Regions from separate parts of the Homo sapiens genome. Here region 2 is linked to region 1. Evidence: chromatin loops called from intact Hi-C (ENCODE). Cell type or tissue: A673. All regions are shown on one strand. Links, peaks and the distances in the headings refer to the core of each region. The heading gives the core; the rest is flanking DNA.

Evidence for each region. Hi-C counts contacts between places; a loop is a spot of excess contacts. Peaks named below come from ENCODE experiments on the same cell type or tissue, not always from the same donor. Only the 100,000 strongest peaks of a DNase experiment are listed, where the experiment ranks them.
Region 2: a loop joins it to region 1, with 4 times the contacts of the local background. A loop is called at or near these places in 3 of 110 quality-filtered maps.

Annotation. Positions count from the first base shown.
Region 1 is chr5:5,336,666-5,344,062 of GRCh38, reverse strand. The region is part of intron 2 of LOC101929200 (a long non-coding RNA gene); the gene reads left to right. Among named protein-coding and RNA genes, the nearest start is that of ICE1, 82 kb to the left of the region's middle. RefSeq lists enhancers at 2,084-2,583, 2,584-3,085. In A673, for the core only: a CTCF peak has its summit at 3,559; a DNase peak (open chromatin) is centred at 3,562; H3K27ac peaks cover 1,844 bases.
Region 2 is chr5:5,188,993-5,196,389 of GRCh38, reverse strand. ADAMTS16 (ADAM metallopeptidase with thrombospondin type 1 motif 16) reads right to left here. Exons shown (of 23, transcript NM_139056.4): 7 at 6,260-6,419; 8 at 4,600-4,705. Among named protein-coding and RNA genes, the nearest start is that of ADAMTS16-AS1, 16 kb to the right of the region's middle. In A673, for the core only: no CTCF peak of the experiment used is centred there; a DNase peak (open chromatin) is centred at 3,499; H3K4me3 peaks cover 389 bases; H3K27me3 peaks cover 404 bases.

The sequences.
Region 1 (7,397 bases), core at 2,280-4,779:
AAAATGTTTCCATCTGCATCAGGGCTGAACCAAAGCTGGAAGGTCCCTTGTTCTGCAGTGATGATAAAAACTTAGATTTTTCAGATTTGTGCAGCACAATCTAGAAAGGAAGAGCCCCGAGGAGCTGAGATGTGGGTGTGGAATGATTTTTAGGTAGAGTTTTGTTGAAGTAAGACTCAACAAGAGTCCTTTTCATTGATTTCAAGTCTGTTGTGTAACGTGGAACACAACGATGGCCTTCTTAATCTGGTTTGGCCCTGAGAAGGCAGCCACTGCATGTCACACATGGCTACACTCTTGAAAAGTGCTGGCCCCTGGGGTCTTGTGACAGTCCATAGCAGCAGCAGGCAGTGCAGCTGTAAAAGGACAGAGAGGGGGCCGGGTGCAGTGGCTCATGCCTGTAATACCAACACTCTGGGAGGCCAAGTCAGGTGGATCGCTTGAGCCCAGGAGTTCGAGGCCAGCCTGGGCAACATGGTGAAACCCCATCTCTACTAAAAATACACACACGCACAAAAGTTAGCTGAGTGTGGTAGCATGCACCCATAATTCTAGTGACTCAAGAGGCTGAGGTGGGAGAATTACCTGAGCCCAGGAAGTCGAGGTTACAGTGAGCCATGACCTAGCCACTTCACTCCCGCACTCTAGTCTGGGTGAAGGAATGAGACCCTGTCTCAAAAAAAAAAAAAAAAAAAGAAAAAAGAAAAAAAAAAGGAACAGAAATTCAACTTCAGGAGAGTGGATGGAAGGAGACAGGAATGGGAAGGTCTCCAAAGGCTTGCAGCCTCCACTACCCAGTGCCAATAACAAGCTCATTTAATTCACTTGCACAGAAGGCAAACCTGAAGGCCACTCGTGGCATGTAAAGAAAGAAAGAAGGAGAGGGAGTCTTCCCAAAATATACAATTTAATAATTTCCATGTAGTCTTAAGTGTTGGTCTTCTCTATGATGTCAGCCATTAATCTCTTGGGATTACTAAAAAAGGAGTGCATTGGAATGACTCATTTTTCTGTAATATTTTTCCTCCTTATCCTCCTAGAAGAGTGTAGATCATCACTGGAGTCATCAAAAGCAAAGGGAGATTAAACTCTGAGAAGCAACCAGGCATAAATCTTCATGACCTTGGATGAGGCAATCATTTCTTAGACATGACACCAAAAGCAAAACCAACAAAGAAAAAAAATAGATATATTAGACTTCACCAAAATTAACTTTTGTCTTCAAAGGACACTATCAAGAAAGTGAAAAAAAAAAAAAAAACCCACCCACAGAATGGGAGAAAATAAACACAGATCATATATCTGATAAGGGACTCATATCCACAGTATGTAAAGAACTCTTGCAACTCAACAATTAAAACACAAATGACCCAAATTAAAAATTAGCAAAGGACATGCATAGACATTTATTCAAATAAAATATATAAATGTCTCATTAACATGTGCAAAGACACTCAATGTCATTAGTAATTAGGAAAATGCACATCAAAGCCGCTGTGAGATAGCACTTCTGGCCCTCTAGGATGGCTACAGTGAAAAAGATGGTGGATAACAAGATGTGGAGAGAATGGAACCCTCGTGCCCTGCTGGTGGACACAATGGTGTAGCTGCTTGGGAAGCCCGTATGGCAGCTCATGAAAATATTAAACACAGAGTTTCCATACAACCCAGCCATCCCACTCCTAGTATAAATCCAGGAGAAATGAAAGCGTGTTCACACAGACACTTGTACACACATTGTTTACAGCAGCATCGGGGGATGAAAGAATTAACAGATGAAAGAGTTAACAAAATGTGGGACCTCCACTATCTGCAATGAATAGGTTTATCCTTTTTTTATGTCAAGTACAAAAGTCAAATACAATGGCCATGTAGCATATGATTCCACTGATGTGAAATGCCTGGGGCTAAATCATTAAGACAGAAAATGAATCAGTGGTTACCAGGGGCCGAGGCTCTGGCTGCTAATAGTATGGAGTTTCTTTTGGGATGATGAAAATGTTCTGGAATTAGATAGTGGTGAGGATTGCAAAACTTTGTACATATAAATATTTTAAAAATACCGAATTGTACAGGTTAAAAGGGTGAATTTTGTAGTGTACCAATTATGTCTTAGGAAGGCATCTACAAGCCATTTGTAGATAAGATGTTGGGGGATGTATTTAAAGAACATTTCTTGGGGTATCCTGGAGGCTGGATGGTGTATATGGCACAGTTCAGGCATTCCAGCACTCTCCAGGGGCTTAGAGGACACGTAACTCAGTGAGGTGGTCACAGAGGGAGCTCAGCCAGGGTCTCAGCCTAAGACAAGCATGCCTTCCCCCACTGCCCACTGCAGCCACAGCCTCGGGTGCGGATTCTGTGTCTAGGGCTTGGTCACAGCCGACAAATGCAGACAAGGAGGGTCAATAAGCAGGGACGTGACAGGGTCCTCCCCTGGGACTGCAATTCATGAGGATGACTGAATGATGGCACGGAGAGTGCCACTGAAAGTCGATATTTATTCTTCATGTTTTCCGAGTGGAGAGGTCACACCATGCCAAGTGGGGCCGCATGGGGAAGCACCCATGTCTGGCAAGAGGAAGAAAGGCGGAGGAGTGAGTGCAGAGACTGGGCTGCAGCTTGTGTTTTCTGTGGGAAAGGCAAGGCCTGATGGGAAGGGCTTGGCACTGGACGGTTACAATAGTGTCAGCAGGCTCTGGGCTCCGGCGGTGGTCTCTGGTTGCCTGGTACCTGGCTTTGGGGCGATTTAGGATGGGGGATATACTGGCTTGGTGAGTAAGAGTTAGATAAAGGGCGTGGTTTGGGGTATGGATTTGGGATGGTTGGCTTGCACACTCCAGGGTAAGCCCGTCGCTGGCTCTAGATGCTGAGTAGTTCTGGAAAGATCAGGCTCTCCCATCAGGGAGGCCACACACACCACAGAGTCAAGAATACAGAAAGCAAGGAAACAGTTAACATTTTCTCCCCCCCAGCACCCGTCCCCAAGAAAAATCACATTCTATGAACGTGTTTCCATGACTGTGGTTGGCTCCTCTATTTTAATGCCTATATTGGGGGTGTCTGGAGGGTCTACCTTTCTGTTCATGGCAGAGATACTCAGGATCACTCAATGACTGGCTGGTTAATTCATAATGTTGTTCTGTGATTTCATATTCGATCTTCAGTTCTGATGAATGGCTAGCACTCCTCCAAATAAACTCCTCAATCAAGTTTAAGGGTCCTACGTTGGGTGTTGCAAATTGATCGAGAGCCCTGTTTCCATGAGTGCAATCCTGGACCACTTAGGGACATCTGGGCCTGGGAAAACCCCAGCCAGGCTGTAGGAAAGACACGGGAGGCAGCTGCGAAGAGCGGCAATGCTATAGAGTTCCATCTGCAATTGATTTTCCAGATACTTAGAGATAAATCAATCAGAATCCATTAAGAAAGGAAGACTGGAGAGGGTGATCTGTGAGCCCTCTGGGGATGGGAGGGAGTCTCAGGCCTGTGAAAGCTGAGTCATCCATCGTGGGATGAGTAATGCCGAGAGGAAACAAATGCACAGAGAATTCCACACACACGAGGGAGCCAGCGGGGGCCTGGGGACGCTGCATGTGGCAAGAGCGTAGGAGGTCTGGGAAAGTGTGCTAATGTTTAGGATCATCTTTCCTGGTATCCCCCACTGCCAATTACAGTCTCCTTGCAGTGACTTTTCCTGAGCGGATCGGTAGGTCGATTGCTTTCCTCGGTGATTTGCCTTTGAGATGTTGCTCAATCCCCCTGGCTTTCTCAGCCAAGCATTTGGCTCTCTGGAGACACACGCAGTTCTATTCTGGCCTCAAATCCTTCTAGGGGATAGGGAGGTACCGAGATGAAGCTGCCAAGTTTGGGCAATTTTACCACTAATTGTATGAACACAAATGGAAGAGGCAAAATGAAAATTGTTCCATACAATTGGACTCAATGTGAACAATTTGGGATTTATCATGAAACACAGTAATCAAAACAAAAAGGGTCCCTGCCCCAGAAATAGTTTAATATCTTTGAGAAGAAAAGAAACATAAGTGGTAATAGGTTAGCCTACGTGTTCTAAACTTCACTCTGGGAGGGGCTTATAGAAATGTCCTGAGAAAAGTCAAGGAAACTTCAAACCTGCTTCTTCCAGGTCCCAGGTTTGCCAAATCCAGGAGGGAGTGTAGGTGCACAGACCCTGGCTGTGCCACAGTTTGTTCTGCTACCAACCACGGCTGTTGGAAACATTGAATGGCGGGTGGGGGTGCATTCCAACATCTCCAGGCCCCCGCTTACCTGATGCAGATTTGAGAGTATGGCCAGGAGAGGCCGTGGCAAAGGCATGTGGTTCCAGGCTGGCCCCAGGCACAGGGATTTCTCTGCCCAATGAAATGGATTCTTCCTTGACTTCTTAGAAAATGATGACAATTATTAGGCTCCTAATAGACTGTTCCATGAAGAGAGAGAATTAAAATGTACTCTTCCAAAGTCTAGTGTGTTGCTCACCCTCAAGTTTGGCTGTGGCTACTATGAATAATGCTGTTATGAATATTCATGTTTAAGTTTTTCACTGAATATGCTTTCACTTTTCTTGGGGTTACACCTGAGAGTGGAATTGCTATGCATATGGGAATTCTATGCTTAACTTTTTGAGGAACTGCCAAGCTGTTCCAGGCTGCAACATTTCACATTCCTGAGAGCAAGGTTTTAGGGTAATTTCTCCACATTCGCATCCGCACTTGGTATTTAACTTAAAAAAATATATCGCTGCATTAGTGGATGTGAGGCACTATCCCTCCGTTGTTTTGCATTTCTCTAATGACTAATAATACGTAGCACCTTTTTTTGTTCTTGTTGGCCATTTGTATATCTTCTTTGGATAAATATCCAGTTAATTTCTTTGACTATTTTTTAGTTGGGTTACTTTCCTTTTTATTGTTGAGTTGTATGAGCGTTTATATGTTTTGGATAGTAGAGCCTGTTTTGGTCCTTTCTGGCTGCTATAACAAAATACCTTAGACTGGGTAAGTTATAAACAACAGAAATGCATTGCTCACAGTTCCAAAGGCTGGGAAATCTAAGATCAAGGGAATAGCAGATTCTCTGTCTGGTGAGGGCTGCTCTGCTTCAAAGATGGTGCTTCATCACCACATCCTCACATGGCCGAAGGGGCAAGGAATCTCACTTGAGCCTTTGTCATGAGGGCACTAATGCCATTCACAAGAGTGGAGCCCTCATGCCTTAATCACTTCACAGAGGCCCCACCTCCTAATTCTATCACATTGGGTATAAGATCCCGGTATATAAATTGTGGGGAGACACCAACATTCAGACTGCAGCTGACCCTTCTCAGATAATTCATTTGAAAATGTTTTCCCCATTCTACAGGTTGTCTTTTCACTTTCTTGATGATGTCCTTTGATGCATAAAGGTTTATACTTCTTAGTCAGGCACCGTGGCTCACACCTGTAATCCCAGCATGGGATCACCTGAGGTCGGGAGTTTGAGACCAGCCTGACCAACATGAAGAAACCCCATCTCTAATAAAAACACAAAATTAGCCAGGCATGGTGGCATGCGCCTGTAATCCCAGCTACTTGGGAGGATGAGGAAGGAGAATCGCTTGAACCTAGGAAGCAGAGGTTGCAGTGAGCCGAGATTGCACCATTGCACTCCAGCCTGGGAAACAAGAGCAAAACTCCGTCTCAAAAAAAAAAAAAGTTTATACTTCTCATGAAGTCCAATTTATTTTTTTTCTTTTGTTGCTTACGCCTTCTGTATTATAATAAGAAAACTGTTACCAAATTCAGTGTCACACAGATTTATAGAAGAGGTTTACAATTTCGGCTTGTACATGGAGGTGTCTGTTCCATTTTGGGTTGATTTTGAAGACAGGGAGAGGTGGGAGTCCAACTTTATTCTTCTCCATGTGGATATCAAGTTGCACCAGCACCATTTTTTGGAAAAGCTATTCTTTCCCATTGAATTGTCTTGGATGAACTATGATAGCAAATAAAAAATGAAATCTATTATCTGACTGACTTTTTTTCTAACCTCAGAGTTTCCTTAGAGTCATTTGTTGTGTTTTTCACTGGACAGTATCTCCTATAAGTTTGGTTGTTTTTAGCTGTCATGTTCAAAATGATCTAAAGGAGACACAAAAGCTGAGTGTTGAAAAATGTCAGGTGTGTCCTCTGTAAGGACACACATATCTTACAATGTGTCTGTGTGCCCATTGTGCCACTCCTGAAATGCTCCAGCCTTCCCTTTACCATTTAAGACTCAACTCCAGTCTCTCCTCCTATGCTGAAGTCACCCTGAGCCTCCTCTGTGCGCCGATTGGGCTTCTGGAATTGGTATTTTACATGCTTCTATGAGTGAATTTTTCTACACTGAGGTATAATTACCGATTTGATTCACGTGCCCCCTCCCACGTTCGTCTGCGCAGATGGAAGGCCGTGCTCATCTTGGCAGTGTGTACATCTTCCCCTGGCAGAATGACCTGGCTGTGGCTCCCCCTGGGGTGTTGCCCCCACCCCCAGGGAGCATAGGGAATGCACATGCTGTTCTAGTTTGTCCTTGCTAATGGAGGGCAGGCCCGCCTAGTGTTCCGTTTGGAGAAGAGGCATGCAGCACCTACCACCCCACAGTGGGCCACCAGAACATTCGCTCATGGTGGAGAATGATCCTGCTCCCACTGCAGTGATGTCTACTTTGGGACACCTTGGCTTCTAAAGAAAAACACTATATTAGCTTTCATAAAAATTCCAAAAGCTCCATTTAGTAATTATTGAGAAAGCATCTGTCACACAATCAGTCAGAATTAGGATCCATGAAGGAAAAGAGTTAGATTGACGGTTGGCCCAACCTGGCCTCTCTGCCTCTAAGATGGAAGACCTGTGTCTCTCAGGCTCCTACCTTTCCCCTTCCCCCGGCACCATGACTCAGGCGCTCAGGCAGTAAATCCAGGGCTCATGGGGTCTTCTTTATGTTCCGTACTTCTGGTGACTTACCTCTTAGTTTCTCTTCCTGTTTCCCATTCCGGCTTCAGTCCTTTGCCACATCATTGAGGAGGACCCTCGTCCCTCCTCCCTGTGCTGCCCATGGCACTTGTCTTGGCTTCCTGAATGGTCCAGTCTTCTCTCACTGACTGGCAAGTCTCAGTTCATCCTTAGAATTGGTTCCAGCCTTGACTCCATGGCTCCTGTGGGAAGGTACCCTTCCTCCTCAGCCCCTCTCCTGCCCTCCATCCTGGCCCTGCACTTAGCCGGTGTACATGGTTCACACAGCCTACGTGTACTTTTGATATTTTGCTTCTTGTGCTTGTGTTGTGACATCAGCCTGGAGAGTTTTTTGCCTCCAGACCTCAGCGAGTTCCTCCTAATCAGATAAGTGGCTCCTCT
Region 2 (7,397 bases), core at 2,431-4,930, 150 kb after region 1:
AGCACAGCCACAAATGGGGTGGAGGCACATGTCATCATCAAATACTGAAAGGGGCATCTCCAGTGACTGTGGTTGAGCTGAATGGTATTTTCAAGCTAACTACTAGTGATACCAATAGTGACACCAATGCTGCTTTTTTTTTTTTTTTTTTTGAGATGGAGGCTCTCTCTGTTGCCCAGGCTGGAGTGCGGTGGCGTGATCTCGGCTCACTGCAACCTCTACTTCCTGAGTTCAAGTTCTACTTCCTGAGGTTACTCTGCCTCAGCCTCCTGAGTAGCTGGGATTACAGGAACCTGCCACCACACTCGGCTAATTTTTGTATTTTTAGTAGAGATGGGGTTTCGCCATCTTGGCCAGGCTGGTCTGGAACTCCTGACCTCATGATCCACCCACCTTGGGCTCCCAAAATGCTGGGATTAACAGGAGTGAGCCACCACACACGGCCCAATGCTGCTTCTTTTAAGACCTCCCTGATTGTCCCTGTGTGGTCTCTTGCAATACCGACAGCTCTCATTACTTGATATCTTGCATGGCATATCTATTTATTCTTTTCTCTTAAACTTTGGAAGGGCATAGATCACTAGTCTTTTTGTAGACTCCTACACAATGCCTTGCTCTCAGAATGCAAATTGTGCCCAGTGACTGGGTCCATAAACTTGGGGAAATGCAAGAGACAGACTGATGAATAATGAATACTTCTGCACACAGTTAATATATTTGTTTTATAGCACCTCAATGGTCTCAAGTGATAATGCAACTTGGCTATTTAAGCCTATTTTATATAAGTGGAATGTACAGCTCAAATAATGCAACCTAAATTACACTTGCATATATGAGCTACGGAGCATATAGTGCTCTATTGTTTTTGCAGATCGGAAACCTAGGTAAGAGCTGTTAAGGGCACCCTCCCTGGTCACTATCAGACTGTGGTAGCACTGTGCTGATCTGGAATCTGAGTCCCAGAGCCCTACCCATCAAATGACATGACTTCCCTTAGCAAATGGGAATTTTTCAGATGGATTCATGCACAGATGACATATTCTCCCAAATGCGCAGTTCAGCCCTTGGTGCATCTGTGCCAATGCTTCAGCACCTGCCTTAGCAAACCACATGTCCTGTGTCAAGTGATTTAACATAACCAGGAAACTCTCCTTGTACCACCAGCTTAATACAAATCCTGATTCAATCCCATGTACTACAGGAGAACACATATCTCAGTTCTGGTTCCAGTCTCTCCTCCTCTCTTTCCAACACAAATCCAAACACCTGTTCTTAGTAATTTCTATTTTTAGGTCACATTCCCTAGCATAAACTACATGATATTTTGAGATTTTTTTAAAAAGTGGAACTTAGGAGGACAGATTGGATGGACACTAACTGAAATCTTTATTTGAGTTAAAGGTTAGAAACCTATGAGTTGCAGGCATGGAGAAGTACTCCTCCATCCCAAATAATGTCCTCCGAATGTAAACAGAACTGAAAAAGTAAAATTTACCTTCGAAGCAGTATGTTTTACACGTTTTTTAATAGTAAAAGTCATAATAAATTCAGAATTGCTTTTTAATTCTTGACGTACAGAACTCAAAAATTTGACTCTGCTTGGAGCTCATTGATAAAAGCAGACCGTTGATGCTCTGATGTTTGCTCCATGCATCAAACTTATCATTCCTTCTTCCAAAAATAAAACTCACTAAATACATGAACTGAACAAATGTGTTTGTCTTCAGTTTAGTTCAACTAAGATACACGGAGTTTTATCATTGAGTCTTACACATCACAGCCTTTCTCATTTGAAGTGGTGGTCACAGCTAACAATTCATTTGAAACGTTTACTCCTCACCTGTTGCTTGCTCACGCCCTGCGTCACTCATTCCCCGACTCCATTCATACACATTTGCTGAATATTCCACATAGTCTCCCCTAAGTCAGTGAAGGCGACAGAAGGAACTGTCCTGGGTGGTTTCCATGGTTTGAGCTGTATGTGAAATTGCTAGGTGAATTTTACAGAAAGTGCTCCATGAAGAGCAGACACTACTATTATCATTACCGTTACTACTATTACTATTATTGCCACTCATTTTGGCATTTAGCACATGATAGATACATATATTTTCTATTTTCTCAACATGGTCAGCAGGTTTTTCGTTGACAAGCTCCAGGTTCTCTGTCTCAGAGAACTTGAAGAAGTCAGGTGTTCAAGAAAGATCTGATACTTTCTGGCAGTTAATCCTATATTAGCAATGGGACTCTCCTTCATCCACATGCAGGGCTTATTTTTATTTTTTTTTTATACAGGGTCTCATTCTGCCACCCAGGCTGGAGTGCAGTGGTGCAATCTCAACTGACTGCAGCCTCGACTTCCTGGGCTCAGGCGATTCTCCCACCTCAGCCTCCCAAGTAGCTGGGACTACAGACGCACACCACCATGCCTGGCTAATTTTTTAAATTTATTGTAGAAATGGGGTCTTACTATGTTGCCCAGGCTGGTCTTGAACTCCTGGGCTCAAGTGATCCTCCCACCTCAGCCTTTCAAAGTGCTGGGTTTACAGTGAGCCACCACGCCCGACTGGCTTCTTTCTTTATTCACATCTAGATTCTGACTTTCCAGAAAAAATATTTTTTTCTTGTTTGGAGAAAATCTTTTTCCAACTACACCCAATTTGAGTGAGGAAAGGAAATAGTAATAATTGACTTCTAAGAAAAATAAATGCCAACACTGATACTTGCTTGACACTGAAGATCAACTGAGGGCCTTGTGTCGGATGCCTCTAGTTTAACTTAGTTAAGTTCACCACCTGCAACGGCTGGCACTGCCAATTCCCATATCTCAACTGCTTATCGAACGTTCACTGGCTAAGCCCTCAGTGACTTAAATATTTCTTGCCTTGATTGTTTAATTAAATTCAGGTATGGTTCAGAGGACAGCAGGAGCCTCATGTTGTTACAATAATGAGAGTTTTTGAAGTTTTAACTCTAGCAGACTATTAAAAATACAACTATGATTCAACTGAAAGCTTTATAAAGTGAAGGTGTAATTTTCTAAGCAATGAAATAGTCAATCATTACCTGTGGTGATGAAGGGATCAGTAATAAGATATGAAGCTTCATTTTTCAGGTCATCAGTTCACACAGCTAAAGGGTGCAGAACCTTCGTGGAATTCCATTAAACACAAGCACATGTGTATACACACGCAAACATACATGTACACGTATATGTGCGCGCGCGCACACACACACACACACACACACACTGCTTTGAACAAGTCTGAGGCCTCAGTCCATTTTCCAATAATGGATAAGTCAGCTTTGCAAAACCACAAATCACAAACACTTGCCTTGGTTTTCCTTTTGCCAATAAAATCAGGTTGAAATTTAAAAAAAATAAAAACTTATAATTCCTGGTTGTAAATTTTTCTAGGAGAAATTTCAAGTATTGTTGCAGCATAGCAGGAAAAGATTTGCATTCCAGTTGGTGGTTCTGGTATTACTCAGGGTGATTGCAGGAAGTCCCCAGCTGCTTGGGCAGGAAATGGGCCCTTGATTTTTTTATTTAACAGACGATACTTCAAGGTAAAGCAGCTCACAGAATTATTGGCCTCAGAAATTGTATTAAGAATAATAGTTTCCACAAATAATTGCTAGAAATTGTTCATTCTACAATTGTAAGCATTTCATGTAAGGTGAAAACACTAATGACCCACCGCCCATTGCTGAGACCGCCAACCTAGGACTGGCCTCTGTGTTGAGCCCCCAGGCTCGTGGGGCTCCCTGAAACTTTTATTTCCAAGCCATTAATGGTGCAGTCAGAGGTGGAATAAGGGAGGCAAATCAGTTCCTAGAGGCCTGCCTGATCTCTTGTCAGTACCCACTCTTCCAAACTCTTGCTTGGAGTACCAATGAAAAATAGCATCTCTATAAATTGTAAATACATAAATATATACAAGAACACAAACGCGAGGGTAACAGCAGGAAGCAATGGGAGGGTTGACACTGTTCTTCATCATTTAGAGTCCCCTGTTAGCAGCTAACCATGGAATGAGATCAGCCCACCAGACCACGTTCAAAACACGGGACAGAGGAATCGGGACAGATACAGCTATCCTCAATCTTAGGCACAGGTGTGTACAGGAGTGTTGGAGAAAGACCCAGGGACATGGAAACTTGTGCATTGCTGTGGCTTTCAAATGTGCACAGCCTGAGCAACACGGCGAAACCCTGTCACTCCAAAAATTACAAAAATTAGCCAAGCATGGTGGTGAATGCCTGTAGTTCCATCTATTTGGGAGGGTGAGGTAAGAGGATTGCTTGAGCCCAGGAGGCAGACATTGCAGTGAGCTGAGGTCATGCCACTACACTCCAGCCTGATTGACAGAGTGAGCCTGTCTCAAAATAAAGTAAATAAATAAAAATAAAATTTGCACGATGTGGGACATAGAAACAGAAGTCCTAAGTGACAGCATTTTATAACTGTCAATGGCATTCTCGTTGGATATATGTGAATTCCCTTCATGGACTTGACTTGATGAGTCAATATTTCCATGGAAATCATCCAGTAAGGAAAAAACTCGGGATGCCATCCTCCCATGGAGATGCACTTACTTGTGTCCAGACTCATGGGCAATGGTGAAGGCCAGTCCAAGACCTGTATCTTCATTAATCGTGCAGCTGCGATATTTACTACACATTCCACTTATGGGTGCAAATCCTGTGAAGGACAAAGATCAAAAGAACACATAGCGGTGTTGTAATAAAATAAAGCATAGTATATTTATTTTCTACCCCTTAGTGAAATTTAGTTCTTATGTTCATATGGGAAAATATGAAATGGGAAACACTTAGACAACCGTATAAAGGGGACTTGATAAGGTAGGGGAAGGGACTCCCTTCCAGGGAGCCCAAGGACTCTCTGTATTGTGGAACACAATTCATGGTTCTATGTAACGTTCGTGGTGCAGGCTCTAATTGGGGCGTGACTCTATTAGAGCCTGGGGCAGGCTCTAATAAAGCGTGGAATCTATTGCAGATGGAGGAAGGTCTTTGCCTTATTCTAAACACCTATGTTCCCAAAAGACCAAGTGAAAAGGTGCTGTAGAGAATGGGTGTGCTGGGAGGTCCCCAAGACCACCCCCAGCTTTAATGATTCACATCTGTCATAACGAGCATTTGTCACCCTCATGGTTATTATTTAATATGGCAAAAGGACACAGGGCAAAATCAGCAAAGGGAAAACACATGGGCAGAAGTCGGGGGAAACAGGCACACACGTCTAAGGGTCCTTGCCCTGCAGAGTCACACAGGATGTGCTTTCTTCCCCAGCAATGAGTCGTGGCAATGAAGGTGAATGTTGTCCACCAGGGACACTCATTAGAAACTCAGTGTCCAGGGTTTTCTCTGGGAGCTGGTCACATAGGCACCCACTGCCTAAAGTTTGCCAAAATTCCAGAACCTCAGAAGGAAACCACACTGTTTGTACACACAATTTAGGCACAATGAGCCACTCTTTGGAGGTAGGGCAGTGGGAACCATCCTACAACCTGAGTTCTCGGAGTCCAGCCAAGAGCCAACTGGGTGAGGAGGGCTGTCTAAGGACAAGCAGCCGGGACACCACGTTAACTTGCTTTTGCACAATAAGACTAACCGCTATTAAATTGGGCTTTATCTGAAAGTTTTTATAAACAAAAACCCTTCCTCCCTAGGAACTTGGGAAGAAACGGAGAGTTAGAAGACATGTTCAGCGGAATCCTGGTCAGTAGCACAGTGTTTTACACAGACCATCCGGAAAGAATCACAAAGTGCTGCCTCTACAAGTCACACCCAGCCCCGTAAATGTCTAAAACATTGCTAAGATTGAGATACAGAGAGAGAAGGGAAAAAACAGGAAATATAATCTGGTCGTAGTATCTCCACAGATACTCATCAATGTACTATTTCCACTATATAATGAGAAAGCCTTCGATCTATCCACCCCATTGGCACAAGCAGTAGAAGAAACAAAAAATATATATGTATTTATTTTGTTAGAAGAGATAGGAACTCTGGAATCTGTAAGACATTTACTTGTTCAATAATCACTCTTGATGAATGCAAGCGTACTTCTATGTTTGGCTAAAGTTTATACAGGGAAGTGAGTCTTTACACCTTCACTAAGAAGCTGCTACTGCTTATTAACAAGGAACAAGGGCAAAAATACTCAACACTGTGTCACGGCCAGGGGTGCACATTCCACACACGGTCCTCACACTCTGCTGGAGGTTCTCACCCAAAGTGTCACAGGGCTCATTCTTCCAGGAACATATATCCAGACCAGTCAGTAAGATGGCGTGGTCATGACGAGTCCCATCTTTCCCCATCAATCCAGACTGCCACTGGCAGAAGCTACTTAAGGTGTGGTCTGCGTGGTGACTTATCACCAGTCCTGGCTGTGCAAGAGACAAGGACCGAGGACCCCATGATAATGAAGAGAAAACATGTTATAATGCATTGTCATCACAGCAAACTATTATTGACCTGGATTTCAAATACATGGCTGGATCTGGATGGCATATAAGCTAACGCGTGTATTTTACGTATTCTATAAAACCCGTACAGATCCAGTGTACACACTTAGGCACGTTTCTCTGGTTCCATACATAAACAATTGAAATGTATCTGGCTGATCCTGAATGCATGTTCAATGACCCAAGAAAGATTACTTCTGTGCATGAATTTTTTGTTTTCAAAAATCTTTCAAAAACACTTTTCAAAATTAAGTAAAGCCACAGAATCATTTATACATGGCTTTGTACATACATATACAAAAACACGTCTAGATGGTGATATGTTTATCTCATAACCAAGTTAAGCAAGTGGGATTTCCAATAAATAAGTCTTTTAATACTTATTATTATAGTGTTAAATTAAATATCTTTTCTACAAAGGCAGTATATTTCTGAGAGGAGGTGGGTCAATTGGTAAAGCTTTATTTCTGGAAAATAAACTGCAACTAAAAGGAGACTTTGCAAGCCATGTTCAACCTCCTCTGTCTCCATTAGGTTCAGATAACGCAACGATGAAGTAACAGAGCGTAGAACATTGGAACTCTTGGGAACGGAAGAATTCGAGACACAGAAGAACATGCATCAGACCAGCCTGCACCAAGTTATTTGAACCTTATTCACCGGCATGCTCTAGTTTCCTATGGCTGGTGGGACAACACCAGGTTTAATTACCTCAGCTTCAGGACACTGGCTTGTTTAAAGCTTGCACTGTTAGGATGTCGTATTGAAATTTTTGTCTCTCAGACACTGAATATGTTTTCTCCTGAAATGTTTATGTTGTTTTTACAGAAAGTCAAATATACCCAAGCAAAATGCTACACACAAACACGGGGGCAAGCCTTGCGTTCTTTAGCAGGTGAT